Linked DNA regions of Homo sapiens: region 2 is linked to region 1. A link is an interaction called in ENCODE POLR2A ChIA-PET data of the cell type or tissue named here. Cell type or tissue: CD4-positive, alpha-beta T cell. All regions are shown on one strand. Each heading gives the region's core, and the rest is flanking DNA. Links, peaks and the distances in the headings are about the cores only. Region 1 overlaps ARSG (arylsulfatase G). Region 2 overlaps ARSG (arylsulfatase G).

Region 1 (15,005 bases), core at 6,486-10,485:
TGGTACCATGATGGATCTGGTGTCTCCTGTGGGTGTGGGAAGTGGGAAGAAAGAGTACCTCCTACCTATTTGCTCTTTGGACCAGACAATTCCAAAAAGCCTTCTGGCATGGACACTCTGAGGTTTCTTCATGCTTATGTCCAAGTTCACTCCTTTTCCCTCCTGCCTCTTACATCCTCTCTGCGGTGCACTGTCCTGGTTCCCCGTCTCACTCTGTCTCCCAGGCTAGAGTGCAGTGGCATGATCTCGGCTCACTGCAACCTCCGCCTCCCAGGTTCAAGTGATTCTCATGCCTCAGCCTCCCAAGTAGCTGGGACTACAGGTGCCCGCCACCATGCCTGGTTAATCTTTTGATTAAAAGCTTGGGTTGGAGAAGAGATAGAATGAAGGAGGAAGTCGGAAAAAAACTTCACATGCCCTGGGTTATGCCAAGCACACTTACACATTCCTTCTAAGCACCCACGCTCCTCTTGCTGCCCTGGGCTGTTCCTCAGGTCAGGGCTCCTGCAAACACAACGAGGTCTTTCTAACACTGGGGTATGAGGATGCCTATGATTTAGATCAGTGGTTGGCATAGACCTGTGGTCCAAATCCAGTATGCTAGCTGTTTTTGTAAATAAAATTTTATTAGAAAACAGCAAGGCCAAGCATGGTGGCTCACGCCTGTAATCCCAGCACTTTGGGAGGCTGAGGTGGGTGGATCACCTGAGGTCAGGAGTTTGAGATCAGCCAACATGGTGAACCCCTGTCTCTACTAAAAAAATAAAAAATTAGCTCAGCACAGTGGTGCATGCCTGTAACCCCAGCTATTTGGGAGGCTGAGGCAGGGGAACCGCTTGAACCCAGGAGGTGGAGGTTGCAGTGAGTTGAGATTGCACCACTCCAGCCTAGGCGACAAAACTGAAACTCCATCTCAAGAAAAAAAAAGAAAAAAAGAAAACAGCCAATATGTACAGTCATTTGTGTACATATTGTCTGTGGGTGTGTTTGCGCTACAATGGCAGAGTTGAGTGGCCTTAACAGAGATCATCTGACCCACAAAACCTAAAATGTTTACTATTTGGCTCTTTCCGGCAGAAGTTTGCTCTCCTTGGTGGAGAGTCATCCTGATACCAGATGCAGTAGCATTTCAGGGCTATGTTGTGTACCTAGGGGGTAGCTAAATCCATTTGTGCAAACCAAGTTAGCATGAAGATATCAATTTTTTAAAAATACAACAAACAGGCTGGGCATGGTGGCTCATGCCTATAGTCCCAGCACTTTGGGAGGCCGAGGCAGGTGGATTACTTGAGGTCAGCAGTTTGCAACCAGCCTGGCCAACATGCTGAAATCCCATCTCTACAAAAATACAAAGATTAGCTGGGCGTGGTGACAGGTGCCTGTAGTCCCAGCTACTCGGGAGGCTGAAGCACGAGAATCGCTTGAACCCAGGAGGTGGAGGTTGCATGAGCTGAGATCGTGCCACTGCACTCCAGCCTGGGAGACAGACTGAGACTCCGTCTCAAAAAGAAAAAAAAATACGACAAGCATCTACTAGTTATTCTACATACACCACATATTGGGTTGGCAAAGATCTAATGTCTAACTCGAGGAGTGCATCACTAATGGGGAAGACGGTATTACCCAGATGATAAAAAGTCTGTAGGCTACACTAGGAGAATGGGTTGAGTGCAGGGCTGTGGCAGGCGGGATGCAGTGAAGAGCAGGGAAATTCTGTAGGAAACTTCACACTCAAACTGGGCTGGGAAGTGCTAATGCAGTTTCACCTGTGAGAGACACAGAGCAGATAATTCCAGGCAAAGCCACCGAGGCCCCAAAGCATGAGGCTCACAGGGAACTGAAGAGAGCTTGCTTCTTTTAGGAAGGGTGCTTATAGAGAGGGCCAAAAACGATTTGGAGGGGCAGGAGTTGAAGCTGAAAACACAGCTCTCCCTACTCCTGGGCCTGGAATTTGAGGCTAATGAGAAATAGCAATTCTTTGTGAGATTCGAGTTCTATCTACCTCTAGGAAATAAAGAGAGCTGAAGCAGTTACCTGGGTAATTGGGGAAGGTTTCCTTTTTCTGGAGAATTTTTGCATTCTAGCTGCATATGCAGCTATAGCCTTTGATTAAAAGCTTGGGCTGGGCCGGGCGCGGTGGCTCACACCTGTAATCCCAGCACTTTGGGAGGCTGAGGTGGGTGTATCACGAGGTCAGGAGATTGAGACCATCCTGGCTAACACGGTGAAAACCCATCTCTACTAAAAATACAAAAAATTAGCCGGGCGTGGTGGCACGTGCCTGTAGTCCCAGCTACTCAGGAGGCTGAGGCAGGAGAATGGCATGAACCTGGGAGGCGGAGCTTGCATTGAGCCGAGATTTCCCCACTGCACTCCAGCCTGGGTGACAGAGCGAGACTCCGTCTCAAAAAATAAAATAAAATAAAATAAAATAAATAAATACATAAATAAAGCTTGGGCTGGAGAAGAGATAGAAGGAAGGAGGAACTCAGAAGAAAACTTCAACACAAAGGCTTTGGGTTTCAATGCTCACACCCTTCCATCCCTCACCTTCACTCCACCACTCCAAGCCCAAATTCTGTCAGCCTTTTGAGTCCCAGCTGAAAGGCAGTATCTTTCAAGGCGCATTTTGAGATTCCTGCCCCATCCCCATCCCACCATCTCTATCGGGGGTAACTTCCTGTGATCACTCTTGTTGGCTCACCTATTCATCTCTTATTTCTTAATCTTTATATCTTATTTTCTCCTCACATGAAAAGTCTCTTGAAGGCAGAATTTATTCTTTCTAAAAAATTTTTTATAATTTTTTTTTTCTCTGTGGTTGTGGCAGCTAAGAACAACTGTTTTTTTTTTATCCCTTAAAGTGTCATGTATATAGTAGGTTTTCACCAAATACTGAGTATGTCCATAATTTCGTTGAAGATGTTAGGCATTCAATAATTCTCTCCACTTCCTCCCAAACTGGGTTAATTCTAATCACAAGATGTTTTGCAAATCTAATCTAACAGCCAGAACCCAGCAAAGTGATTTTCTATGCATACTACAAAGGGATATTAATCAAATCCTCTTATAATTACATACTCTATAGCACTGCAGTATTAAATCATAGGAAATTACATTTTTGTCGTGGGTGTACAAAGGCAAGCACATGGAGTCGCAGCCACGTGGGGGTGCTAACCGGTTGCTTCTATTCCAGGTTTTGATTACTACTTTGGAATCCCATATAGCCATGATATGGGCTGTACTGATACTCCAGGCTACAACCACCCTCCTTGTCCAGCGTGTCCACAGGGTGATGGACCATCAAGGTAATGCTGTCTGACACATTTGCGATAGGCTCCAGGACAAGGCAAAGTTCCAAGACTGTGGTCCATCAGCAATAAATTAAAGATGCAGACAGGAAACAGTTAAGACGGCAAATAAGATACACGGTACATTCTGTGCAAATTTAAATGTGTTATTTGCAGGGAGTGCAAGAAACCTTTCAACGATGAGGTCCACAAAATTCTTCTATTGAAATTTTTACAGGTTCCTCAGACTATTGAGCTCAGCTAGGGAGAGGCTTGTGCTGCTAGGGTCTCACACATGTGGGGCCTCCCTCCTCCTCTGCCTGCTGTCTTTGCTTCTAGCCCAGACACTGGACATAAGGAGGGAGGGAGGGAGAGAGCAGAGGAGAGAGACAGAGGAGAGAGAGAGAGAGAGAGACAGAGGAGAGAGAGAGAGAGAGAGAGAGAGACAGAGGAGAGAGAGAGAGAGAGACAGAGGAGAGAGAGAGAGAGAGAGACAGAGAGAGAGAGAGAGAGAGACAGAGACAGAGAGAGAGAGAACAGGATTCCTTTTGAGCTTCTCCCCGCATGGACAACTAAGCCAGCATTCTGATGTTGGAATGCCAAACAGGCACCAAATAGGATGTTTTGAAAAAACATTTAATGAAATGGGAAAATGCTTATGATATAATAGTAAGTGAAAAAAAAAAAAAAGCAGGAAGCAAGTCATCAACGGTAAGATCCTAATGAGCTCTGTAACCCTATCTTTGTAGTCCTATCAACGGAGACTCAAAGGAGATATGCCATAATGTTATCAAGGAATCTCTCTGGTCGTGGGACTCAGGGTTTTCATTTTCTTTTTTCTTTCTTTTTTTTTTTTTTTGAGATGGAGTGTTGCTCTCTTACCCAGGCTAGAGCGCAGTGGCGCGATCTCGGCTCACTGCAACCTCTGCCTCCCTGGTTCAAGAGATTCTCTTGCCTCAGCCTCTTGAGTAGCTAGGATTACAGGTACCCACTACCACACCAGGCTAATTTTTGTATTTTTAGAAGAGACGGGGTTTCGCCATGTTGGCCAGGCTGGTCTTGAACTCCTGACCTCAGGTGATCTGCCCACTTCGGCCTCCCAAAGTGCTGGGATTTCAGGCGTGAGTCACCGCACCCAGCGGTGACTCTTTCTCCACTTTCTCTTTATTTTCCTCTTTGTCATTGTATTTCCTAAGTATCCTGAGATGCATTTATGATCACAAAAAAAAGATGATAAGCCTCACTCAGGTAATAAAGCAGCACAAAACACGTGTTCCCTTGTTCGGACAGAGCACTGTGGTTATTTCTAAGGCTACAGTTGTCTGAGCCACTTGGGAAAGGTGAGTCTCAGCTCGTCTATCTATAAAACAATAGTTAATATAATAGTGGGTATTTATTGAGAAATTGTTACATTCTAAGCACTGTCTATATTTATCTGTAATCCACGTGACCACTGTGTGAGGTAGGTATTTCTTAGGTTGGTGCAAAAGTAATTGCGGTTTTTGCTGTTGAAAGTAAAACCACAATTACTTTTGCACCAACCTGATACCTGATTTTACAGATAAGGAAGCTTATGTTGCCCAGGTTACACCGGAGCTGGAAAGAGGTAGGAATGGAGATTCCAATCCAGGTCTCTCTGAGTCCAGAGCCCATATGCCCTTCCTATCTTTGCTACTCATAGCATAGTCATTGAACCAGCATGGTGGATATCACTTACATGCTTGGTAGAAGTGCACAGATTCACATCCTACCCCCAGGTCTGCTTTTTAACAAGACTTATGCATGCAGTGAGCTATGATTGCATCACTGCACTTCACCCTGGGTGACAGAGTAAGATCCCGTCTCAAAAAACAAAAACAAAAACAAAAACCAGCCCAGGGATTCTGCACATTATGGCATGAAAAGCGAGGCTATAGAGCATCCTGCTGCCCTTCTTACCCACCGTGGCCTGCTGGGCATACCTGTAATCACACCTGGCCATATGAAGGTATGACATATGTCAGCCAATCTCTTTTTAAAATTTTAAAATTTTAATTAATTTATTTTTTGGAAGGATGGAGTCTCGTTCTGTTGCCCAGGCTGGAGTGCAGTAGCACAATCTCTGATCATTACAATTTCCGCCTCCCAGGTTCAAGTGATTTTCCTGCCTCAGTCACCTGAGTAGCTGGGATTACAGGCTTGTGTTACCATGCCTGGCTGAGTTTTGTATTTTTAGTAGAGATGGGGTTTCACCGTGTTGGCCAAGCTGGTCTTGAACTCCTGACCTCAAGTGATCTGCCTACCTCGGCTTCCCGAAATGCTGGGATTACAGGCATGAGCCACTGCACCTGGCCTTCTTTTTCTTCTTCTTGTTCTTTTTTTTTTTTTTTTTATTTCAATCCTGTTCCTTCTGTATTTTTTTATTTTTATTTTTTAATTTTTAATCTATGTTAAAAATCTCTTTTTAATCTATGTTAAAAATCCAGTAGAAAGCCAGGTGCAGTGGGTCACTCCTGTAATCCCAGCACTTTGGGAGGCTGAGGTGGGTGGACCTTGTGAACCCAGGAGTTTGAGATCAGCTTGGTCAACACAACAAAACCCCATCTCTACAGAAAATACAAAAATTAGCTGGGTGTGGTGGCCCATGCCTGTAGTCCCAGCTACACAGGAGGCTGAGGTGGGAGGATGGCTTGAGGAGGAGGTTGCAGTGAGCTGAGATTATGCCACTGCACTTCAGCCTGGGTGACAGAGCCAGATCCTGTCTCAAAAAAAAAAAAAAAGAAAAAAAGAAAAAAAAATCAAACAGAGAAATAATGGGTGGCTTAGGAGAGAGAGAAAAACAGGAAAGAATGTAAATGACTCATGGAGTTGCAATGGTATAATAAAAAGCTGAAAAATTCAACATAAATATGCGATTAGTGTTCTAATGCCCAGCATGGTGATAATTCTTTTTCTCTTTTAAAAAATTTGGGATGCCTGTAATCCCAGCACTTTGGGAGGCCGAGGTGGGTGGATTGCTTGAGCTCAGGAGTTTGAGACCAGCCTGGGCAACATGGTGAAACCCGTTCTTTACAAAAAATACAAAAATTAGCCAGGTGTGGTGGCACACACCTATAGTCTCAGCTGCTCAGGGACTAAGATGGGAGTTTGAGGCTGCAATGAGCTGAGATTGTGCCACTGCACTTCAGCCTGGGCGACAGAGTGAGACCCTGTGTCAAAAAAACAAAACAAAACAAAAATTGTGGTTTTTGACAATTATCCACACAGTCTGACCATATCTCCTATATTTCTGTAATGGGGTGTGTGTGCATGTAGGTGTGATGGCAAGTTTTGATTTCTTCACAAATCCTTCCCAGCACTATTAGGATGACGTATTTGCCTGAGAGAACTCCATTCATTACCACCTCTGTCTGCATTGCTCTCAGCTTCTCTCTTGGTTCTCTTTGGTGACCAGGACTGAGAGCTTGAGATTTTTCAGAATTCCTAATACACTGAAGATGTGTGCAATGCACTAACCATTTGTTATCTCCCTTAGACCACCAGCACCCCTGTAAGGATGGCACAGGCCCTCCAATGCTACGGATAAGGAGATAACTCTGGGAGCTTAAGTAACTTGCCAGAGATCATGACCAGAGTCAGACCATGACTCAGCCACATTGATGGGCAGCTATGGGTCAGATTCATTTCAATCTGTAAGACCAAAACTTGAGCTTGTGTTGTTTTGTTTTGAGATGGAGTTTTGCTCTTGTCGCCCAGGCTGTAGTACAATGGCGCAATCTCAGCTCACTGCAACCTCCGCCTCCTAGGTTCAAGCAATTCTCCTGCCTCAGCCTCCTGAGTAGCTGAGACTACAGGCGTGCAGCACCACGGCTAATTTTTGTATTTTTAGTAGAGATGGGGTTTCACCATGTTGGCCAGGCTGGTCTTGAACTCCTGACCTTAGGTGATCCACCCGCCTTGGCCTCCCAAAGTTCTGGGATTACACGCATGAGCCACTGTGCCTGGCCTGGTCTTGAACTTCTGACCTCAGGTGATCTGCCTGCCTCAGCCTCCCAAAGTATTGGGATTACAGGCGTGAGCCACGGCGTCTGGCCATGAGCTTGTTTTTTTTTTTTTTCCAGGAGATGTTATTAGTTTGACTCTTATTTTTTTTCCAACTGCTGAAGTTTCTCCAAATTCTGCAAACATGGCTTAAAATTAAAATTGTCCCAACCCATCTTATGTATTCCTTTTTATGTATTTATTTATTTTTGAGATGGAGTCTCACTCTGTCACCCAGGGTAGAGTGCAGTGGGATGATCTCAGTTCACTGCAACCTCCGCCTCCCGGGTTCAAATGATTCTCCTGCCTCAGCCTCCTGAGTAGCTGGGATTACAGATGTGCACTGCCATGCCCAGCTAATTTTTGTATTTTTAGTAGAGACAGGGTTTCACCCTGCTGGCCAGGCTGGTCTCGAACTCCTGACCTCAAGTGATCTGCTGGCCTCGGTCTCCCAAAGTGCTGGGATCACAGGCATGAGCCACTGCACCTGGCCCATCTTATATATTCTGTCCTATTGACAGACCTGCTATTACATGAAGTCCCAATTGTTGACTTCGGAAAACGCTGAGTTGCACGCCATACACAGAGGCTGGGATTGAAGTGAGACAGCAGAGAAAGCCAGCAATGGGGCTACTGATTGGTGGTGGGACTCTGCTTGACATCATTTAGGTTCTTTAGACCTCAGTTTCTCTCCCCGCAAAATGCAAGTAATAAAAAATAATGTCCCTAGCTCACGAGAGTCTTTGCAAGCTTTACAGAGTGGTCAGCTCGTCCATGGAACATAAATATCTATTCAAAGGGAATGGAAGAAAGCATTATGCATAGACTTTTACACTTGGAGGAAATGGCCAACCAGAAAAATCATTTGGGGCCAGAGTGTTGTATTTATGTGCATATGCATTGTTGCATTAAAGCATTTAGTTCTGCTCCGTGAGTACGTAGGAAATGAATACTCTATGGTCTGTGGTTTCCACACAGGAACCTTCAAAGAGACTGTTACACTGACGTGGCCCTCCCTCTTTATGAAAACCTCAACATTGTGGAGCAGCCGGTGAACTTGAGCAGCCTTGCCCAGAAGTATGCTGAGAAAGCAACCCAGTTCATCCAGCGTGCAAGGTGAGGAGTCTCCCTCCCTCCGCAGGGCCTCCCCCTGCCTCCACCTACCCGTGCACACACACCATGTCCCTTGGCCTCAGCACGCTTGAGGCCATGGCAGAGTTTTGCTGCTCAGCAGAGATGGATGCATACATGTCTCCTATAAGTAAAGCTGGAAAACAGCCCCTTCTGGAAATCTGCGGTCCTGGATTAGAGATTCCTCAGGTATGTTCCTAGAGTCCCTGGGGCTTATCCCTCTGTTGCTTTGATCACGTTCCACTGCCATGATCATTTTGTCCTCTCCTTCTAGGGTACGAGCTCCTCAAGGGTAGGGCCTGCCCACTGCACTCTGGGCACTCAAGGCATTTGTTGAGCTCACTAGCTGGCAGGATGTATTACTTTTCCATTGCTGCTGTAACAACCAACCACTAATTTAGTAGCTAAAACAACAGTAACTTACCCTGCTACAGATCTGGAGGCCAGATGTCTGAAATGAGTCTTAGGGGGCTAAAATCAAGGCATCAGCAGGACTGTTTTCTTGGGGAGTCTCTAGGGAGGATTCCTTCCTTGCCTTTTCCAGCTTCTGGCATTTCTGAGCTATGGCCATATCATTCTCAACTCTAATTCTGTTGTTCACTTGCATCTTCAGTCAAATCTCCCCTCTGGCTCCCACTTACGATAGCACTTGTGATGGCGTTTAGGGTCCACCAGGAGAATCCAAGGTGATCCCCCTACCTCAAGACCCTTAACATAATTCCACCTGAAAACTCTCTTTTGCCATATACCGTAACATTCACAGATTCCAGGAATTAGACCCTGCTTATCTTTGGGAGCTATCCTTCATTCTACCAGACAGAAGTTACAAATTCCCGCATCTAGAAGGCACAGATAGGTAACCTTAAAGAGGGAAGCAGGATGAACGTAAGGCATTAGGGAGTGGTGGGGTCTACAGTGAACCTGTAAGCACATGCCCCATCTGAAGGGGGCAGCTACTACCTAGCTCCAGCTGCTTGGTGCTTCTTTGTGAAAATGTGAACCTGGAATATCACATCTTTTCATTTTACAACAGAGATAGGATACCTGGCTTTTATGTGAAATCTCCTGATCTTGAAATATTAGAAACTACTAATTAACAAAAGGCTGGGGGTGGTAGCTCATGCCTATAATCCCAGCACTTTGGGAGGCCAAGATGGGCAGATTGTTTGAGTCTAGGAGTTCAAGACTAGCTGGGCAACATGGTGAAACTCTGTCGCTACAAGCAATACAAAAATTAGCTGGGCGTGGTGATCTGCACATGTTGTTCCAGCTACTTGGTAGGCTGAGGATGGAGGATCACTTGAGCCTGGGAGGCATAGGTTGCAGTGAGCCAAGATTGTGTCACTGCATTCCAGCCTGGGTGACAGAGCGAGACCCTGTCTCAAAAAAAATATAAAATGAAAAATAAAATAAAATAAAGGTAAATAAGAAAAACAAAGAAGTGGGCTGTGTGCGGTGGCTCCTACCTGTAATCCCAGTGCTTTGGGATTACACTGGGTAATCCTCCAGGATCGCTCGAGGCCAGGAATTCCAGACTAGCCTGGACAACCTGGTGAGACCTTGTCTTTACAAAAAATTATAAAAAGTGGCTGGGCGCGGTGGCTCACGTCTGTAATCCCAGCACTTTGGGAGGCCAAGGCAGGCAGATCACCTGAATTCAGGAGTTCGAAACCAGCCTGACCAACACGGTGAAACCCTGTGTCTACTAAAAATACAAAAATTAGCTGGGAGTGGTGGCACCCATCTGTAGTCCCAACTATTTTGGAGGCTGAGGTAGGAGAATCACTTGAGCCCGGGAGGTGGAGGTTGCAGTGAGCCCAGATTGTGCCACCGCACTCCAGCCTGGGCGACAGAGCAAGACTCTGTCTCAAAAAAAAAAATTAATACAAGTTATTAAATAGCTGAGCATAGTTGTGTGAATCTGTAGTGCCAGCTAACTCGGGTGGCTGAACTGGGAGAATCACTTGAGTCCAGGAGTTCAAGGCTGCAGTGAGCCATAATGGTGCCACCGTACTCCAGCCTGACACATGGAGAGCCTGTCTCTTAAAAAACCCCCAAAACCGGCTGGGCGTGGTGGCTCACGCCTGTAATCCCAGCACTTTGGGAGGCTGAGGCAGGTGGATCACGAGGTCAGGAGATCGAGACCATCCTGGCTAACACGATGAAACCCCGTCTCTACTAAAAATACAAAAAATTAGCCAGGCGTGGTGGCGGACGCCTGTAGTCCCAGCTACTCGGGAGGCTGAGGCAGGAGAATGGCGTGAACCCGGGAGGTGGAGCTTGCAGTGAGCCGAGATCAGGCCACTGCACTCCAGCCTGGGCGACAGTGTGAGACTCCATCTCAAAACGACAACAACAACAACAACAACAAAACTACCCCAAAACCCAAAAAACAAAAAAGCAAAAACAAAACCATACCACAGTCTATCTCTAATAAATCATATACGTGTGAGGTGTCAGGGCAAAGAATGGACATTGTGAAATAATGGACAACTCCAAAATTGTGCACACTTATTTGGAATGCACACCCATAGACTGTGGGGTGCAAGTGCACACACACACGTGTACCTGCACACATGCACACACAGTCACCCTCCCCGCCCCCTTCATAACTGCCTTCTGCTGCCCTCTAATGACCCCATATATGTTCATCTTATCTTCCTCCTAGGAGATTCCACTCCTCAAGGGCAATGGACTCCAAGAAACTTGGTGTTTTCTACAGCCTTAGCCTAAGTGGTCAAGAAAGCACGTGCTGCACGGCTGTCCACTTGGGCAGAATTAAAAAGGGACTCTACCTGTGGCTAAGTGATCACAGCAGCCCCTTGAATATGCAGGAATCCCCCACCCCTCGCTCAGCCACATTGGACGTTTTTAGAAGCTCAGCAGGGAGGGTTGAGGCAGCAATGCAGGAGATCCAGGCATCCTGTTTTCTTGGTAATAAAACCTATTTAAGGATTGAATCTCAAAAGCAGCTCCTAAGGGCTTCAGAAATTGCATCTTAAGGGTTTATCAGGACTTTCTGAGAACACTGTTGTTTTATTTCAGATTGTCAATAGTAGAAAGGGCAGAGCCTCTTCTGCCATCTGGAGGGTTGAGCGTCTCCCAGCTCCCTGGAACTTTGGGATGGTTTCGGGCCCCTGTGCCCCATGGCACGTGGATGCTTCAAGGCTAGTGGGGACAGTCTCTTCTGCTTTTGTGGTGACTCAAACGACACTGTGTTCTTAGGGGAAGGAATGGGGACTCGGGGCCGTTTAATGCCCCCTCCGAAGTGGGCATAGGGCCTGGACATCCACCCGTTAATTAATCCATTAAAGGGCAAATCAACCGACAGCCTCCTTATTATACAAAAAAGGGGAACAGTTTTGTTAATTCATTAGCTGGTTATTAAGTGAAAAGTCCCGAGTCCTGTTGGCATTTAACATCACAGAAGGAAATCCCCAGAAATGCTGATTTCTTTGGGATTTCCACATGCCAAATGATTTTCTGAGCATCAGCAGAAAAGGCCCTCAGGTCCATGCCCTTCCTCCTCCATGACTCTGGCCCCTGCCTCAAGCCCCTCCCCCACCTTGGACCTGTTTTTCAAAACCACCAGCTGTCCCTAGAGTGTGGCTTCCCGCTCTTCCTTGACAAGGGGGCCCACCCTGGGACTTAGGGAGTTTTTACTTGGGTCTTTAGTTGGCTTTAGTGTTTCACCCAAGACCCTCGACGTAGTACTTGGTTATCACTGCTGGTCATTCAGTTTACTTGACTTTAGACCCTTCATCTGGTAGCAATGCTGAATGCTAATGCTTGATTGGAGTTTTTTAAGCAGCAGGCAAATCTCTGAATGGGAAAAGGAGCCGGTAGAAGGCATGACTCCTGGGTCACAGAGCTAGCTGGGCCTCTGTTCCTTTTGAGGTCTGGGACCGTGCATTGCACCTACGCGGGCAATACAGGGCTTGATAAGCAGGAGTGTATCGGGCATCAGGATGAGCAGCGGCCCAGCATGTTTGAAATCAGACATTTCTTAGTTTTCTTTTTTTGAGACTGAGTCTCGCTCTTGTCACCCAGACTGGAGTGCAGTGTTGCAATCTTGGCGCACTGCAACCTCTGCCTCCTGGGTTCAAGCGATTCTCCTGCCTCAGCCTCCCGAGTAGCTGGGATTACAGGCGCCCGCCACCACACCCAGCTAATTTTTGTATTTTTAGTAGAGACGGCGTTTCACCATGTTGGCCAAGCTTGTCTCGAACTCCCAACCTCAGGTGATCTACCTGCCTCGGCCTCCCAAAGTGCTGGGATTACGGGTGTGAGCTACCGTGCCCGGCCTGAAATCAGACCTTTCAAACAAATCAATCTTCCATGGTGTCATGTACTACACATTGAAATCCTAACCCTTAATGGGGTGGTATTAGGAGGTGGGGCCATTAGGAGGAAATTAGGTTTAGATAAGATCATGAGAGTGAAGCCCCCATGTTGGGATTAGTGTTTGTATTAAAAGAAGAGAAAGAGACTCTGGTGTGCTCTCTCCTGGCCATGTGAGGATACAGTGGGAAGACACTTGTCTGTTAATAAGCCAAGAATCAGCCCCTTACCAGACAGTGGACTTCCCAGCCTCTAGAACTGGGAGACGTAAAGTCAGGCGTGGTGGCTCATGCCTGTAATCCCAACACTTTGGGAGGCCAAGGGTAGGAGATTGCTTGAGCTCAGGCGTTCAAGACCAGTCTGCACAACATAGTGAGACCACCCCCATCTCTACAAAAAACACAACAAAACAAACAAACAAACAAACAAATAGGTCCTTCTGCAGTCTAGAACCTGGAAAAAGAAAAAAAAGGCCAGGCACGGTGGCTCACGCCTGTAATCCCAGCACTTTGGGAGGCCGAGGTGGGTAGATCACATGCAGTCAGAAGAAGTTCGAGATCAGCCTGGCCAACATGGTGAAACCCCATCTCTATTAAAGATACAAAAATTAGCCGGTCATGGTGGCACATGCCTGTAATCCCAGCTACTTGAGAGGCTGAGGTAGGAGAATGCTTGAACCCAGGAGACGGAGGTTGCAGTGAGCCGAGATCATGCCATTACACTCCAGCCTGGGCAACAAGAGCGAAACTCTCAGAAAGAACCATGACAACAACAAACAAACAAAAACAACAACAACAACAAAACCCAAAAAACAGAATTGGGAGAAGTCGATGGTTGTATACTAAGCCACCCCAGGGAGTGGTATTTTGTTATAGCGTCCCTAGCAGGCTAAGACACAGGACACGCATCTTTTGGAACTAGGTCCTCAGGATGCAGAGATGAAAGACATGTTCCAGCCTTCATGAGCTCATGCCTGGGATCTGCAGAATTCTCCGTTTTCCTTGACTCACTATCCGTCTTCATTGCTGGCCCCCATGCTTGCCTAAGTGCCCCTGCTGTGGTGCTGCCCCCTCCTCATCTTGCCTCTCACCCGGCTCCCACCCGACACCAACCTATGTCAGGGATCCAGGTTCAGATCCAAAGACCATACTCACCCCCAACCCCTCTTTCTCCTTTCTCCTGTTTGAATGCAGAGACGGATCTCTAGTGAGTGAGAGAATAAACTAATGACTAGCGAGGCAATCATATCGAACGTCTCCCCCAGGGCTATGTTCTCTGCCTTGTGTGGTCACCACACACCGTCCTCCAGGTCCCACTGTCTCAGGGATCTTTCCCTCCCCTCCACACCCCAAACCCCATTTGGTTCCCCTGTTACACCTTCCACAGCAACTTGTATTTCTCTTCCATCTCTCCTACGGGCTGAGTATTCCGTATCTGGAATGCTTGGGACCAGAAGTATTTCAGATTTTGGATTTTTAAAGAGTTTGGACTATTTGCATTATACTTAACCGGCTGAGCATCCCTAATCCTCCCATGAGTATTTCCTTTGAGTGTCAGGTCAGTGCTCAAACAGTTTCGGAGTTTGGAGTATTTTGGATTTTCAGATTTGGGATGCGCTGCCTATACTAACTTTTTAAATAATCATCTTATTTATATTTTAGTTGCCTTTTTCTCTTTCCTGGTCTCAATTAGATGTTAAACTCCAAGAGGGTGGAAATCATATCTATTGTGCTCATTCCTCTGTCCCCAGTGCCCAGTTAGAGCTTAATAAATATTTAATGAATGAATGAATGAATGAGTGAGTTACTTATCCAGCTCCAGTGATGTGCTGGTGCTGTGCCAGGGATTCAAACGTGAATTAGACATGTCCAGTCTCTGAGTGATTCCCAAGCTAGTGGGGAAACAGATATGTAAAAACATGGCTTTAATGCAGGTTGTTTGTATCTTATTAATACCGCAAGAAGCAGGGAAAAGGGCTATGGCAGGGATGGGGGCAGAGAGGAGGCAGCCAACCATGACCTGGGAGCAAAGGAGGAGGACTATTGGTGGCTTTGGAATTGGATCTTAAGAACTGATTAAGTGTTTTGGGGCAAGATAACAGGGAGAATACTGCTGAGAGAGGAATAACATAGATGAGGCACAGGAAGTAGGTGAGGTGCTTGGGACACTGGCATATAGAAAGAGTCTTTGACAGGGAAGGAAGGTCAGGCTGGAAGGGACGGA
Region 2 (15,005 bases), core at 6,483-10,482, 57 kb after region 1:
TATGTCTTCTTTAATGTCTTTCAGCTATATTTTATGGTTTTCATTATGCAAGTCTTTCACTTTTTTGTGTTAATTCCTATTTTACTCTTTTTGATGCCATTGTAAATGAAGTTGTTTTCACAATTTCGTTTTCAGATTGTTCACTGTTAGTGTATAGAAATATAACTGGCTTTGTGTTCTGAATTTCAATCCTGCCATTTTGCTGAATTCCTTTATTAGTTCTGTTTTTATGTGGAATATTTAGGTTTTCTACATATAAGATTATATCATATCTGAAGGAGGTCATTTTACTTCCTCCATTCCAATTTGGATGCTTTTTATTTCTTTTTCTTGCCGAATTGCTCTGGCTGGAATGTCCAGTACTATGTGGAACAGAAATGGCAAAAATGGCATTGAAACTTTTATTAATATATTATGTCCTTCTCTTTGTCTCTTATAACCCTTTTTAAAATTTAAAGTCTATTTTGTATGATATTAGTACAACCACTCTTGCTATCTTTTGGTTACTATTTGCATGGAAAATCTTTTCCTACCATTTCACTTTATTTATTTTTTATTTTTCCATGGGTTATTGGGATACACGTGGTGTTTGGTTACATGAGTAAGTTCTTTAGCGGTGATTTGTGAAATTTTGGTGCACCCATCACCCAAGCAGTATACACTGCACCCTATTTGTAGTCTTTCATCCCTTGCCCCCTCCCACTTTACCCCCAAGTCCCCAAAGTCCACTGTGTCATTCTTATGCTTTTATGTCCTCCTCATAACTTAGCTCCCACATATCAGTGAGAACATACGATGTTTGGTTTTTCATTTCTGAGTTACTTCACTTAGAATAATAGCCTCCAGTCTCACCCAGGTTGCTGCAAATGCTGTTGATTCATTCCTTTTTATGGCTGAGCAGTATTCCATTATATATATATCACAGTTTCTTTATCCACTCATTGATTGATGGACATTTGGGCTGGTTCCACATTTTTGCAATTGCAAATTGTGCTGCTATAAATATGTGTGTGCAAGTATCTTTTTCGTACAATGACTTCTTGTCCTCTGGGTAGATACCCAGTAGTGGGATTGCTGGATCAAATGGTAGTTCAGCTTTTAGTTCTTTAAGGAATCTGTTTTCCATAGCGGCTATACTAGTTTACATTCCCATCAGCAGTGTAGAAGTGTTCCCTGTTCACCGTATCCATGCCAACATCTACTGTTTTTTGATTTTTTGATTATGGCTATTCTTGCAGGAATGAGGTGGTATCATATTGTGGTTTTGATTTGCATTTCTCTGATCATTAGTGACATTAAGCATTTTTTCATGTTTGTTGGCCATTTGTATACTTTTGAGGCTTGTCTATTCATGTGCTTAGCTCACTTTTTGATGGTATTGTTTCTTTCTTGCTGATTTGTTTGAGTTCCTTGTAGGTTCTGGATATTAGTCCTTTGTCAGATGTATAGATTGTGAAGATTTTCTCCCACTGTGTGGGCTGTTTACTCTGCTGACTGTTCCTTTTGCTGTGCAAAAGATCTTTAGTTTAATTATGTCCTAGCTATTTATATTTGTTCTTATTGCATTTGCTTTTGGGTTCTTGTTCATGAAATCCTTGCCTAAGCCAATGTCTAGAAGGGCTTTTCCAATGTTATCTTCTAGAATTTTTATAGTTTCAGGTCTTAGATTTAAGTTCTTAATCCATGTTGAGTTGATTTTTGTATAAGGTGAGAGATGAGGATCCAGTTTCATTCTCCTACATGTGGCTAGCCAATTATCCCAGCACCGTTTGTTGAAAAGGGTGTCCTTTCCCCACTTTATGTTTGTGTTGGCTTTGTCGAAGATCAGCTGGCTGTAATTATTTGGGTTTATTTCTGGGTTCTCTATTCTGTTCCATTGGTCTATGTGCCTATTTTTATACCAGTACTATGCTGTTTTGGTGATTATGGCTTTATAGTATAGTTTGAAATCAGGTAGTGTGATGCCTCCAGATTTGTTCTTTTTGCTTAGTCTTGCTTTGGCTATGCAAGCTCTTTTTTGTTTTTGTATGAATTTTTCTAATTCTGTGAAGAATGATGGTGGTATTTTGATGGGGATTGTGTTGGATTTGTAGATTGTTTTTAGCAGTATGGTCATTTTCACAATATTGATTCTACCCATCCATGAGCATGAGATGTGTTTCCATTTGTTTGTGTCATCTATGATTTCTTTCAGCAGTGTTTTGTAGTTTTCCTTGCAGAGGTCTTTCACCTCCTTGGTTAGGTATATTCCTAAGTTTTTTTTTTTTTCAGCTATTGTAAAAGGGGTTGACTTCTTGATTTGACTCTCCGCTTGGTTGCTGTTGGTGTATAGAAGAGCTACTGATTTGTGTACATTAATCTTGTTTCTAGAAACTTAGCTGAATTCTGTTATCAGTTCTAGGAGCTTTCTGGAGGAGTCTTTAGGGTTTTCGAGGTAAACAATCATATTGTCAGCAAACAGTGAGAGTTTGACTTCCTCTTTACTGATTTGAATGCCCTTTTACTGATTTGAATGCCCTTTACTTCTTTCTCTTGTCTTGCTCTGGCTAGGACTTCCAGTAGTATGTTGAAGAGGAGTGGTGACAGTGGGCATCCTTTTCTTGTTTCAGTTCTCAGAGGGAGTGATATCAGCTTTTCCCCATTCAGTATTATGTTGGCTGTGGGTTTCTTTTTTTTTTTTTTATTGGTGCAAATTACTGTTTATTAAGCATTATTTATTCCTTATGCAAAACAAATGTGCACTAGCCTTTGGCATTAACTAAACACTCTCTACATATTTCTTTTTTTATTATTATTATACTTTAAGTTTTAGGGTACATGCGCACAATGTGCAGGTTAGTTACATATGTATACATGTGCCATGCTGGTGTGCTGCACCCATTAACTCGTCATCTAGCATTAGGCATATCTCCCAATGCTATCCCTCCCCCCTCCCCCCACCCCACAACAGTCCCCAGAGTGTGATGTTCCCCTTCCTGTGTCCATGTGTTCTCATTGTTCAATTCCCACCTATGAGTGAGAAGATGTGGTGTTTGGTTTTTTGTTCTTGCAATAGTTTACTGAGAATGATGATTTCCAATTTCATCCATGTCCCTACAAAGGACATGAACTCATCATTTTTTATGGCTGCATAGTATTCCATGGTGTATATGGGCCACATTTTCTTAATCCAGTCTATCATTGTTGGACATTTGGGTTGGTTCCAAGTCTTTGCTATTGTGAATAATGCTGCAATAAACATACGTGTGCATGTGTCTTTAAAGCAGCATGATTTATAGTCCTTTGGGTATATACGCAGTAATGGGATGGCTGGGTGAAATGGTATTTCTAGTTCTAGATCCCTGAGGAATCGCCACACTGACTTCCACAATGGTTGAACTAGTTTACAGTCCCACCAACAGTGTAAAAGTGTTCCTATTTCTCCACATCCTCTCCAGCACTTGTTGTTTCCTGACTTTTTAATGATTGCCATTCTAACTGGTGTGAGATGGTATCTCACTGTGGTTTTGATTTGCATTTCTCTGATGGCCAGTGATGGTGAGCATTTTTTCATGTGTTTTTTGGCTGCATAAATGTCTTCTTTTGAGAAGTGTCTGTTCATGTCCTTCGCCCACTTTTTGATGGGGTTGTTTTTTTCTTGTAAATTTGTTTGAGTTCATTGTAGATTCTGGATATTAGCCCTTTGTCAGATGAGTAGGTTGTGAAAATTTTCTCCCATTTTGTAGGTTGCCTGTTCACTCTGATGGTAGTTTCTTTTGCTGTGCAGAAGCTCTTTAGTTTAATTAGATCCCATTTGTCAATTTTGGCTTTTGTTGCCATTGCTTTTGGTGTTTTAGACATGAAGTCCTTGCCCATGCCTATGTCCTGAATGGTAATGCCTAGGTTTTCTTCTAGGGTTTTTATGGTTTTAGGTCTAACGTTTAAGTCTTTAATCCATCTTGAATTGATTTTTGTATAAGGTGTAAGGAAGGGATCCAGTTTCAGCTTTCTACATATGGCTAGCCAGTTTTCTCAGCACCATTTATTAAATAGGGAATCCTTTCCCCATTGCTTGTTTTTCTCAGGTTTGTCAAAGATCAGATAGTTGTAGATATGCGGCGTTATTCCTGAGGGCTCTGTTCTGTTCCATTGATCTATATCTCTGTTTTGGTACCAGTACCATGCTGTTTTGGTTACTGTAGCCTTGTAGTATAGTTTGAAGTCAGGTAGTGTGATGCCTCCGGCTTTGTTCTTTTGGCTGAGGATTGACTTGGCGATGCGGGCTCTTTTTTGGTTCCATATGAACTTTAAAGTAGTTTTTTCCAATTCTGTGAAGAAAGTCATTGGTAGCTTGATGGGGATGGCATTGAATCTGTAAATTACCTTGGGCAGTATGGCCATTTTCACGATATTGATTCTTCCTACCCATGAGCATGGAATATTCTTCCATTTGTTCGTATCCTCTTTTATTTCCTTGAGCAGCAGTTTGTAGTTCTCCTTGAAGAGGTCCTTCACATCCCTTGTAAGTTGGATTCCTAGGTATTTTATTCTCTTTGAAGCAATTGTGAATGGGAGTTCACTCATGATTTGGCTCTCTGTTTGTCTGTTGTTGGTGTATAAGAATGCTTGTAATTTTTGTACATTGATTTTGTATCCTGAGACTTTGCTGAAGTTGCTTATCAGCTTAAGGAGATTTTGGGCTGAGACAATGGGGTTTTCTAGATATACAATGATGTCGTCTGCAAACAGGGACAATTTGACTTCCTCTTTTCCTAATTGAATACCCTTTATTTCCTTCTCCTGCCTAATTGCCCTGGCCAGAACTTCCAACACTATGTTGAATAGGAGTGGTGAGAGAGGGCATCCCTGTCTTGTGCCAGTTTTCAAAGGGAATGCTTCCAGTTTTTGCCCATTCAGTATGATATTGGCTGTGGGTTTGTCATAGATAGCTCTTATTATTTTGAAATATGTCCCATCAATACCTAATTTATTGAGAGTTTTTAGCATGAAGGGTTGTTGAATTTTGTCAAAGGCCTTTTCTGCATCTATTGAGATAATCATGTGGTTTTTGTCTTTGGTTCTGTTTATATGCTGGATTACATTTATTGATTTGCGTATATTGAACCAGCCTTGCATCCCAGGGATGAAGCCCACTTGATCATGGTGGATAAGCTTTTTGATGTTCTGCTGGATTCGGTTTGCCAGTATTTTATTGAGGATTTTTGCATCAATGTTCATCAAGGATATTGGTCTAAAATTCTCTTTTTTGGTTGTGTCTCTGCCTGGCTTTGGTATCAGGATGATGCTGGCCTCAAAAAATAAGTTAGGGAGGATTCCCTCTTTTTCTATTGATTGGAATAGTTTCAGAAGGAATGGTACCAGTTCCTCCTTCTACCTCTGGTAGAATTCAGCTGCGAATCCATCTGGTCCTGGACTCTTTTTGGTTGGTAAACTATTGATTATTGCCACAATTTCAGATCCTGTTATTGGTCTATTCAGAGATTCAGCTTCTTCCTGGTTTAGTCTTGGGAGAGTGTATGTGTCGAGGAATTTATCCATTTCTTCTAGATTTTCTAGTTTATTTGCATAGAGGTGTTTGTAGTATTCTCTGATGGTAGTTTGTATTTCTGTGGGATCAGTGGTGATATTCCCTTTATCATTTTTTATTGCATCTATTTGATTCTTCTCTCTTTTTTTCTTTATTTGTCTTGCTAGCGGTCTATCAATTTTGTTGATCCTTTCAAAAAACCAGCTCCTGGATTCACTGATTTTTTGAAGGGTTTCTTGTGTCTCTATTTCCTTCAGTTCTGCTCTGATTTTAGTTATTTCTTGCCTTCTGCTAGCTTTTGAATGTGTTTGCTCTTGCTTTTCTGGTTCTTTTAATTGTGATGTTAGGGTGTCAATTTTAGATCTTTTCTGCTTTCTCTTGTGGGCATTTAGTGCTATAAATTTCCCTCTACACACTGCTTTGAATGCATCCCAGAGATTCTGGTATGTTGTGTCTTTGTTCTTGTTGGTTTCAAAGAACATCTTTATTTCTGCCTTCATTTCATTATGTACCCAGTAGTCATTCAGGAGCAGGTTATTCAGTTTCCATGTAGTTGAGCGGTTTTGAGTGAGATTCTTAATCCTGGGTTCTAGTTTGATTGCACTGTGGTCTGAGAGATAGTTTGTTATAATTTCTGTTCTTTTACATTTGCTGAGGAGAGCTTTACTTCCAAGTATGTGGTCTATTTTGGAATAGGTGTGGTGTGGTGCTGAAAAAAATGTATATTCTGTTGATTTGGGGTGGAGAGTTCTGTAGATGTCTGTTAGGTCCGCTTGGTGCAGAGCTGAGTTCAATTCCTGGGTATCCTTGTTGACTTTCTGTCTTGTTGATCTGTCTAATGTTGACAGTGGGGTGTTAAAGTCTCCCATTATTAATGTGTGGGAGTCTAAGTCTCTTTGTAGGTCACTCAGGACTTGCTTTATGAATCTGGGTGCTCCTGTATTGGGTGCATATATATTTAGGATAGTTAGCTCTTCTTGTTGAATTGATCCCTTTACCATTATGTAATGGCCTTGTCTCTTTTGATCTTTGTTGGTTTAAAGTCTGTTTTATCAGAGACTAGGATTGCAACCCCTGCCTTTTTTTGTTTTCCATTTGCTTGGTAGATCTTCCTCCATCCTTTTATTTTGAGCCTATGTGTGTCTCTGCAGGTGAGATAGGTTTCCTGAATACAGCACACTGATGGGTCTTGACTCTTTATCCAATTTGCCAGTCTGTGTCTTTTAATTGGAGCATTTAGTCCATTTACATTTAAAGTTAATATTGTTACATGTGAATTTGATCCTGTCATTATGATGTTAGCTGGTTATTTTGCTCGTTAGTTGATGCAGTTTCTTCCTAGTCTCGATGGCCTTTACATTTTGGCATGATTTTGCAGTGGCTGGTACCGGTTGTTCCTTTCCATGTTTAGTGCTTCCTTCAGGAGCTCTTTTAGGGCAGGCCTGGTGGTGACAAAATCTCTCAGCATTTGCTTGTCTGTAAAGTATTTTATTTCTCCTTCACTTATGAAGCTTAGTTTGGCTGGATATGAAATTCTGGGTTGAAAATTCTTTTCTTTGAGAATGTTGAATATTGGCCCCCACTCTCTTCTGGCTTGTAGAGTTTCTGCCGAAAGATCCACTGTTAGTCTGATGGGCTTCCCTTTGAGGGTAACCTGACCTTTCTCTCTGGCTGCCCTTAACATTTTTTCCTTCATTTCAACTTTGGTGAATCTGACAATTATGTGTCTTGGAGTTGCTCTTCTTGAGGAATATCTTTGTGGCGTTCTCTGTATTTCCTGAATCTGAATGTTGGCCTGCCTTGCTAGATTGGGGAAGTTCTCCTGGATAATATCCTGCAGAGTGTTTTCCAACTTGGTTCCATTCTCCCCGTCACTTTCAGGTACACCAATCAGACGTAGATTTGGTTTTTTCACATAGTCCCATATTTCTTGGAGGCTTTGCTCATTTCTTTTTATTCTTTTTTCTCTAAACTTCCCTTCTCGCTTCATTTCATTCATTTCATCTTCCATCGCTGATACCCTTTCTTCCAGTTGATCGCACCGGCTCCTGAGGCTTCTGCATTCTTCACGTAGTTCTCAAGCCTTGGTTTTCAGCTCCATCAGCTCCTTTAAGCACTTCTCTGTATTGGTTATTCTAGTTATACATTCTTCTAAATTTTTTTCAAAGTTTTCAACTTCTTTGCCTTTGGTTTGAATGTCCTCCCATAGCTCAGAGTAATTTGATCGTCTGAAGCCTTCTTCTCTCAGCTCGTCAAAGTTATTCTCTGTCCAGCTTTGTTCCGTTGCTGGTGAGGAACTGCGTTCCTTTGGAGGAGGAGAGGCGCTCTGCTTTTTAGAGTTTCCAGTTTTTCTGCTCTGTTTTTTCCCCATCTTTGTGGTTTTATCTACGTTTGGTCTTTGATGATGGTGATGTACAGATGGGTTTTTGGTGTGGATGTCCTTTCTGTTTGTTAGTTTTCCTTGTAACAGACAGGACCCTCAGCTGCAGGTCTGTTGGAGTACTGGGCCCTGTGAGGTGTCAGTCTGCCCCTGCTGGGGGGTGCCTCCCAGTTAGGCTGCTCGGGGGTCAGGGACCCACTTGAGGAGGCAGTCTGCCCGTTCTCAGATCTCCAGCTGCGTGCTGGGAGAACCACTGCTCTCTTCAAAGCTGTCAGACAGGGACATTTAAGTCTGCAGAGGTTACTGCTGTCTTTTTGTTTGTCTGTGCCCTGCCCCCAGAGGTGGAGCCTACAGAGGCAGGCAGGCCTCCTTGAGCTGTGGTGGGCTCCACCCAGTTCGAGCTTCCCGGCTGCTTTGGTTACCTAATCAAGCCTGGGCAATGGCAGGCGCCCCTCCCCCAGCCTCGCTGCCGCCTTGCAGTTTGATCTCAGACTGCTGTGCTAGCAATCAGCGAGACTCCGTGGGCGTAGGACCCTCCGAGCCAGGTAAGGGATGTAATCTCCTGGTGCGCCGTTTTTTAAGCCTGTCGGAAAAGCGCAGTATTCGGGTGGGAGTGACCCGATTTTCCAGGTGCCGTCTGTCACCCCTTTCTTTGACTAGGAAAGGGAACTCCCTGACCCCTTGAGCTTCCCGAGTGAGGCAATGCCTCGTCCTGCTTCGGCTCGCGCACGGTGCGCGCACCCACTGACCTGCGCCCACTGTCTGGCACTCCCTAGTGAGATGAACCCGGTACCTCAGATGGAAATGCAGAAATCACCCGTCTTCTGCGTCGCTCAACGCTGGGAGCTGTAGACCGGAGCTGTTCCTATTCGGCTATCTTGGCTCCTCCCCCTGGCTGTGGGTTTCTTATAGATGGCTTTTATTACATTGAGGTATGTCCCTTGTATGCCGATTTTGCTGAGTTTTAATCATAAAGCGATGCTGGATTTTGTCAAATGCTTTTACTGCATCTATTGAGATGACCATGTGATTTTTGTTTTTAATTCTGTTTATGTGGTGTATCACATTTATTGACATATCACATTTATTGGTATATGTTAAACTATCCTTGCATCCCTGGTATGAAACCCCCTTGATTATGGTGAATTATCTTTTTGATATGTTGTTGGATTCAGTTAGCTAGTATTTTGTTAAGGATTTTAGCATCTATGTTCATGAGGGATATCAGTCTGTAGTTTTCTTTTTTGGTTATGTCCTTTCCTGGTTGTAGTATTAGGGTGATTCTGGCTTCATAGAATGAATTAGGGAGGGTTCCCTCTTTGTCATGTGGAATAGTGTCAAAAGGGTTGGTACCAATTCTTCTTTGAATGTCTGGTGGAATTCTGCTGTGGATCCATCTGGTCCTAGACTTTTGTTGTTGTTGTTGTTGGTAATTTAAAAATTACCATTTTAATCTCGCTGCTTGTTATTGGTTTGTTCAGGGTATCTAATTCTTCCTGATTTAAGCTAGGAGGGTTGTATTTTTCCAGGAATTTATCCATCTCTTCTAGGTTTTTTAGTTTAAATGCAAAGGTGTTCATAGTAGCCTTGAATGATCTTTTGTATTTTTGTGATGTCTGTTGTAATATCTCCTGTTTTGTTTCTTATTGAGTTTATTTGGATTTTCTCTCTTCTTTTCTTGGTTAATCTTGCTAACAGCATATCAATTTTATTCATATTTTCAAAGAACCAGCTTTGTGTTTCATTTATCTTTTTTATTTTTTTGTTTCAATTTCATTTAGTTCTGCTCTGATCTTGGTTATTTCCTTTTGTCTGCTGGGTTTTGTTTGTTCTTGTTTCTCTAGTTCCTTGAGGTATGACCTTAGAATGTCAGTTTGTGCTCTTTCAGTCTTTTTGATGTAGGCATTTAAGGCTATGAACTTTCCCCTTAGCCCCTCCTTTGCTGTATCCCAGAGGTTTTGATAGGTTGTGTCACTATTATTCAGTTTGAAGAACTTTTAAATTTCCATCTTGATTTCATTTTTGACTCAATGATCATTTAGGAGCAGGTTATATAATTTCCATGTATTTGCATGGTTCTGAAGGTTCCTTTGGAATGGATTTCCAGTTTTATTCCACTGTGGTCTGAGAGAGTGCTTGATATAATTTCAATTTTCTTAAATTTATTGAGGCTCATTTTGTGGCCTATTGTATGGTCTGTCTTGGAGAAAGTTCCATGCACTACTGAATAGAATGTGTATTCTGCAGTTGTTGGTTGGAATGTTCTGTATATATCTGTTAAGTCCATTTGTTACAAGGTATAGTTTAAATCCATTGTTTCTTTGTTGACTTTCTTTCTTGATGACCTGTCTAGTGCTGTCAGTGGAGTATTGAAGTCCCCCACTATTATTGTGTTGCCGTCTATCTCATTTCTTACGTTATTAGTAATTATTTTATAAATTTGGGAGCTCCAGTGTTAGGAGCATATATGTTTAGGATTGTGATGTTTTCCTGTTGGACACGGCCTTTTACCATTGTATAATGTCTCTGTCTTTTTTAACTGCCGTTGCTTTAAAGTTGGTTTTGTCTGATATAAGATAGCTACCCCTGCTTACTTTTGGTGTTCATTTGCATGAAATATCTTTTTCTACCCCTTTACTTTAAATGTATGCGAGTCCTTATATGTTAGATGAGTCTCCCGAAGGCAGCAGATGGTTGGTTGGTGATCTTATCCATTCTGCTGTTTTGTATTTTTTTAAGTGGAGCATTTAGACCATTTACATTCAGTGTTAATATTGAGATGTGAAGTACCATTCCATTCCTCATGCTATTTGTTGCCCATGTGCCTTGGTTTTTTTGTTTTTGCTTTTCAAATTGTATTTTTGTTTTATAGGTCCTGTGAGCTTTATGCTTTAAAGAGGTTCCATTTTGATGTGTTTCCAGGATTTGATTCAAGATTTAGAGCTCCTTTTAGCAGTTCTTGTAGTGGTGACTTGGTAGTGGTGAATTTTCTCAGCATTTGTTTGTATCCTTCTTTCATATATGACGCTTATTTTTGCTGGATACAGAATTCTTGGCTGATAATTGTTTTGATGGAGGAGGCTGAAGATATGGCCCCAGTCCTTTCTAGCTTGTAGGGTATCTGCTGTTAATCCTGATAGGTTTTCCTTTATAGGATACCTGGTATTTTTGTCTCATGTTTTTCTTTATAGGTTACCTGGTGATGTTTTTGCAATGAATTTCCCAGGTGTTCTTTGAGCTTCTTGTATTTGGATGTCTAGGTTTCTAGCAAGGCCAGGGAAGTTTTCCTTGATTATTCCCCCAAATATGTTTTCCAAACTTTTAGATTTCTCTTCTTCCTCAGGAACACCAATTATTCTTAGATTTGGTCGTTTAACATAATCCCAGCCTTCTTGGAGGCTTTGTTCATATTTTCTTATTCTTTTTCCTTTGTCTTTGTTGGATTGGGTTAAGTCAAAGACCTTGTCTTCGAGCTCTGAATTTCTTTCTTCTACTTGTTCAATTCTATTGCTGAGACTTTCCAGAGCATTTTGCATTACTAGAAGTATGTCCAATGTTTCCTGATGTTTTAACTGTTTTTTCTTTATTCTATCTATTTCCTTGAATATTTCTCCCTTCACTTCTTGTATTGATTTTTGGATTTCCTTGCATTGGGCTTCACCTTTCTCTGGTGCCTCCCTAATTAGCTTAATAACTAACCTCCTGAATTCTTTTTCAGGTTAATCAGGGATTTTTTTCTTGGTTTGGATCCATTGCTGGTGAGCTAGTGTGATTTTTTGGGGAGTGTCAAAGAGCCTTGTTTTGTCATATTAATTACCAGAGTTGGTTTTCTGGTTCCTTCTCATTTGGGTAGGTTATTATTAAGTCTTAGTAGTTTTGGTGAGCCTGGGCCCTTGGACTGTGAACTTCACAAGTGCTTCTTAGTCTATCCCTTCCCTCCCCTTAGGTGGAACAGCTAGAGTGGCTAGAGCTGGGTATCCCCCTACCCTTAGGTCAGTTAGGCTGTGAGAAAAACCTAAGTAATTTAAGCTCTGGTAAATTAGTTTCTCCTGAGGGCAGGCCTTGTTAAGAAAACTAGAATGTTTTGGTATATTTAAAAATTACTTTTCTCCTACCCCTTTTGGAAGGATGAAGAGATTTTTCTCCAGTATTTACTGTAAGAACTTGGTTGAGCTCCTGGAGGTAAAACTCACAAAAGTGTGTTGTGTTTTGGGTGCCGCGGTGGGGGGTGGCGCTTGATAACTGGGCCCCACTGGAGTTTTTCATCTCTCAGACTTGTCCACACTGAGCCTCCAGCAATTTGTCAATTACAGTTCAGGGCTTCCCTACTCCTGGCACTGGTTCTTGCAGAGGTTTCTGCTTGTGGGTTTCTGCTCTGTTAAGTTGTGATTGTTTCTATTTGCTTGTCTGTCTCTCTAATTTTGGGGGCAGTAGTTTGCCCTGTGACTTCACTTCTCCAAAAGACCTAATAAGAGTTGCTGAATTTTTTTTTTTTTTTTTTTTTTTTTTTTTTTTGAGATGGAGTCTCACATTGTTGCCTGGGCTGGAGTGCAGTGGCACGATCTCGGCTCCCAGGTTCACGTGGTTCTCCTGCCTCAGCCTCCCAGGTAGCCGGGATTACAGGTGCCCACCACCATGCCCAGATAATTTTTTATATTTTTAGTAGAGACGGGGTTTTACCATGTTGGCCAGACTGGTCTCAAACTCCTGACCTCATGATCCGCCTGCCTCAACCTCCCAAACTGCTGGGATTACAGGCGTGAGCCACCACACCCGGCTGAGTTGTTGATTTTTTAGTTTGTTCAGCTTTTTACTTGTTAGAATGAAGTGATGACTGCCGACCTCCTTATGTGCCAGACTAGAAACTGGGAGTCTCCTATTTAGTCGTCCTTAAAAATTGTAAGCTGGACATTGTTGGTGATGCATTGTAGCAATTCTGATTTCTGTTACCTGAGAGTGTTGATTTTTGTTTTCACTGGCAGCTAATCAGTAGTCAGTTCCCTTGAACTTATAAAGCCTTAGTTTTACACTTTGTTAGGACGAGTCTTTCAGATTTTTCCCTTGATCTTAGGCAGATCCCTCAGTCCTGGGACACAGTCTCTACTCCTAGCATGAACTGTTTGTCAAAGCTCATGTCACTGCCCTGTACTGGCAATGAAGAATAATCAAATTCTATTCCAAACTGTAGGCAAAGACAACAACTATTAATCTCTACTGATCAACTTGACTCTCAGCCACAGGTGGAAAACCAGTAATAAAAAAGGGTTGTCTAAAGGCTTTGAGATCTACCCATTCTCCTAAATATTTCAAATTTTATTTCTGGCCAGATTGGACCAGAAGGCTGAATCCTTAGGTGGTATGGCTTTGCCCCTATAGACTTCCTTGTATTGAGTTGCATGTTGGCATCTGCCCTCATCATATAGTAAAGGATGTGATAAGAAGTCGTCAGTGGAACCATCCTAATCTCAGTTTTATTTTTCATAAGAATGCCAGTGAGCATTCCATCCTACAGGGTCCCCTGTAGGAGAAGGAGCCACTGGAAGAATTTCTCTCAGATTTTAGTGCCAGAAAAAGCTCTGCTTCTCCTGAGCAACTGATAAGTTTCTATCTCATTAATGTTTGGCTGCTGCTAAGCTCAGAAGCAAAGTCAGTGTTTAGGAACTCTTGTAATTTTGAGGGCTATCTTTTGCTTTAATTCCCTTTGTTTATTTAATTATGTCATATTTATTTCCATCAGACCCTTAACTGCTTTTTCTATAGCAAAGCCAAAAAAAAAAAAAAAAAGTCATCGGAATCATAAAGAGCCAAGGAAGCTGCTATCATTCCAAACATTTTTGTCCTTCCTCTTCTGGATGGCTTTCACAGCCAGATTCGAATCCACGTAAGACTGTCATCTTCAACCCAAAGTGAAATGACTCACCTGCCTTTCTACTTGATTCACCAATTGGTAGTCAAGAAATCGATTTTCAAAAAAATCAAATTTACTCCTAAAGGGCAGAGGTTAAAGATACTTTAAAAAATTATATCCTGGCTGGTGTGGTGGCTCACGCCTGTAATCCCAGCACTTTGGGAGGCCGAAGTGGGCAGATCATGAGGTTAGGAGTTCGAGACCAGCCTGGCCAACAGACCAGCCTGGCCAATATGGTGAAACGCCATCTCTACTAAAAATACAAAAATTAGCCGAGCGTGGTGGCAGGTGCCTGTGATCCCAGCTACTCAGGAGGCTGAGGCAGGAGAATTGCTTGAACCTGGGAGGCAGAGGTTGCAGTGAGCTGAAGATTGTGCCATTGCACTCCAGCCTGGGTGACAGAGCGAGACTCCAACTTGAAAAAATAATTATATCCTGATTTTGTGTCAATAAAGATACTTGAATGAATGTTCTACTGGCCCTGAAGGCGAGTTCAAGGAGAACTTCCAAATCATTTTAGTGTGGCTGCAGTGGTTCCTGCTGATAATCCCAGCATTTTGGGAGGCTGGGACAGGAGGATTGCTTGAGGCCAGGAGTTTGAGACCAGCTTGAGGAACATAGCGGGACCCTGTCTCTGGAAAAAAAAAAAAAAAGTTGGGCGTGGTGGTGCATGCCTGTAGCCCCATCTACTTGGGAGGCTGAAGTGGGAGGATCACTTGAGCCCAAAAAGGCTGAAGCTGCAGTGAGCTAGGATCACGCTACTGCATTCCAGCCTGGGCAACGAAGCCAGACCCTGCCTCAAAAAACAAAAACAGAAATGAAAAAAGCAAAACATTTTGGACCACAGGATCATCACTGGAAGGAGCAAATAGATTCTCAAGGTAATATTTCTTTGACAGAGAGAGCCATCATTGGAACATTTGGTTATCTGGTATGTTTGAATTAATGTAGAATCACTCGCAGCTCTCGTCTTTACAACACAGGGCAACTGTCAGGGTTAGCGAGGCATTTGTTGTCATTCCCTCTCTAGGTGGAGCCAGGGCGTGTGATGGGAGCACGGGGCCTGAGCTGCAGCATAAGTTTCCTCTGATTTTCAACCTGGAAGACGATACCGCAGAAGCTGTGCCCCTAGAAAGAGGTGGTGCGGAGTACCAGGCTGTGCTGCCCGAGGTCAGAAAGGTTCTTGCAGA

Evidence for each region. ChIA-PET counts read pairs that join two places held together with the same protein. Peaks named below come from ENCODE experiments on the same cell type or tissue, not always from the same donor. Only the 100,000 strongest peaks of a DNase experiment are listed, where the experiment ranks them.
Region 2: POLR2A ChIA-PET joins it to region 1 with 9 read pairs; 7 of 35 experiments call an interaction of 5 or more read pairs at or near these places.

What each region holds. Positions count from the first base shown.
Region 1 is chr17:68,348,379-68,363,383 of GRCh38, forward strand. It overlaps ARSG (arylsulfatase G), which reads left to right. Exons shown (of 12, transcript NM_001267727.2): 5 at 3,197-3,308; 6 at 8,289-8,426. Among named protein-coding and RNA genes, the nearest start is that of ARSG, 64 kb to the left of the region's middle. RefSeq lists an enhancer at 8,370-8,429. In CD4-positive, alpha-beta T cell, for the core only: no CTCF peak of the experiment used is centred there; a DNase peak (open chromatin) is centred at 8,323; H3K4me3 peaks cover 570 bases.
Region 2 is chr17:68,405,344-68,420,348 of GRCh38, forward strand. It overlaps ARSG (arylsulfatase G), which reads left to right. Exons shown (of 12, transcript NM_001267727.2): 12 at 14,846-15,005. It also overlaps a transcript of PRKAR1A not described here. Among named protein-coding and RNA genes, the nearest start is that of MIR635, 12 kb to the right of the region's middle. RefSeq lists enhancers at 7,778-8,436, 8,437-9,093, 8,589-8,638. In CD4-positive, alpha-beta T cell, for the core only: no CTCF peak of the experiment used is centred there; a DNase peak (open chromatin) is centred at 8,780; H3K4me3 peaks cover 708 bases.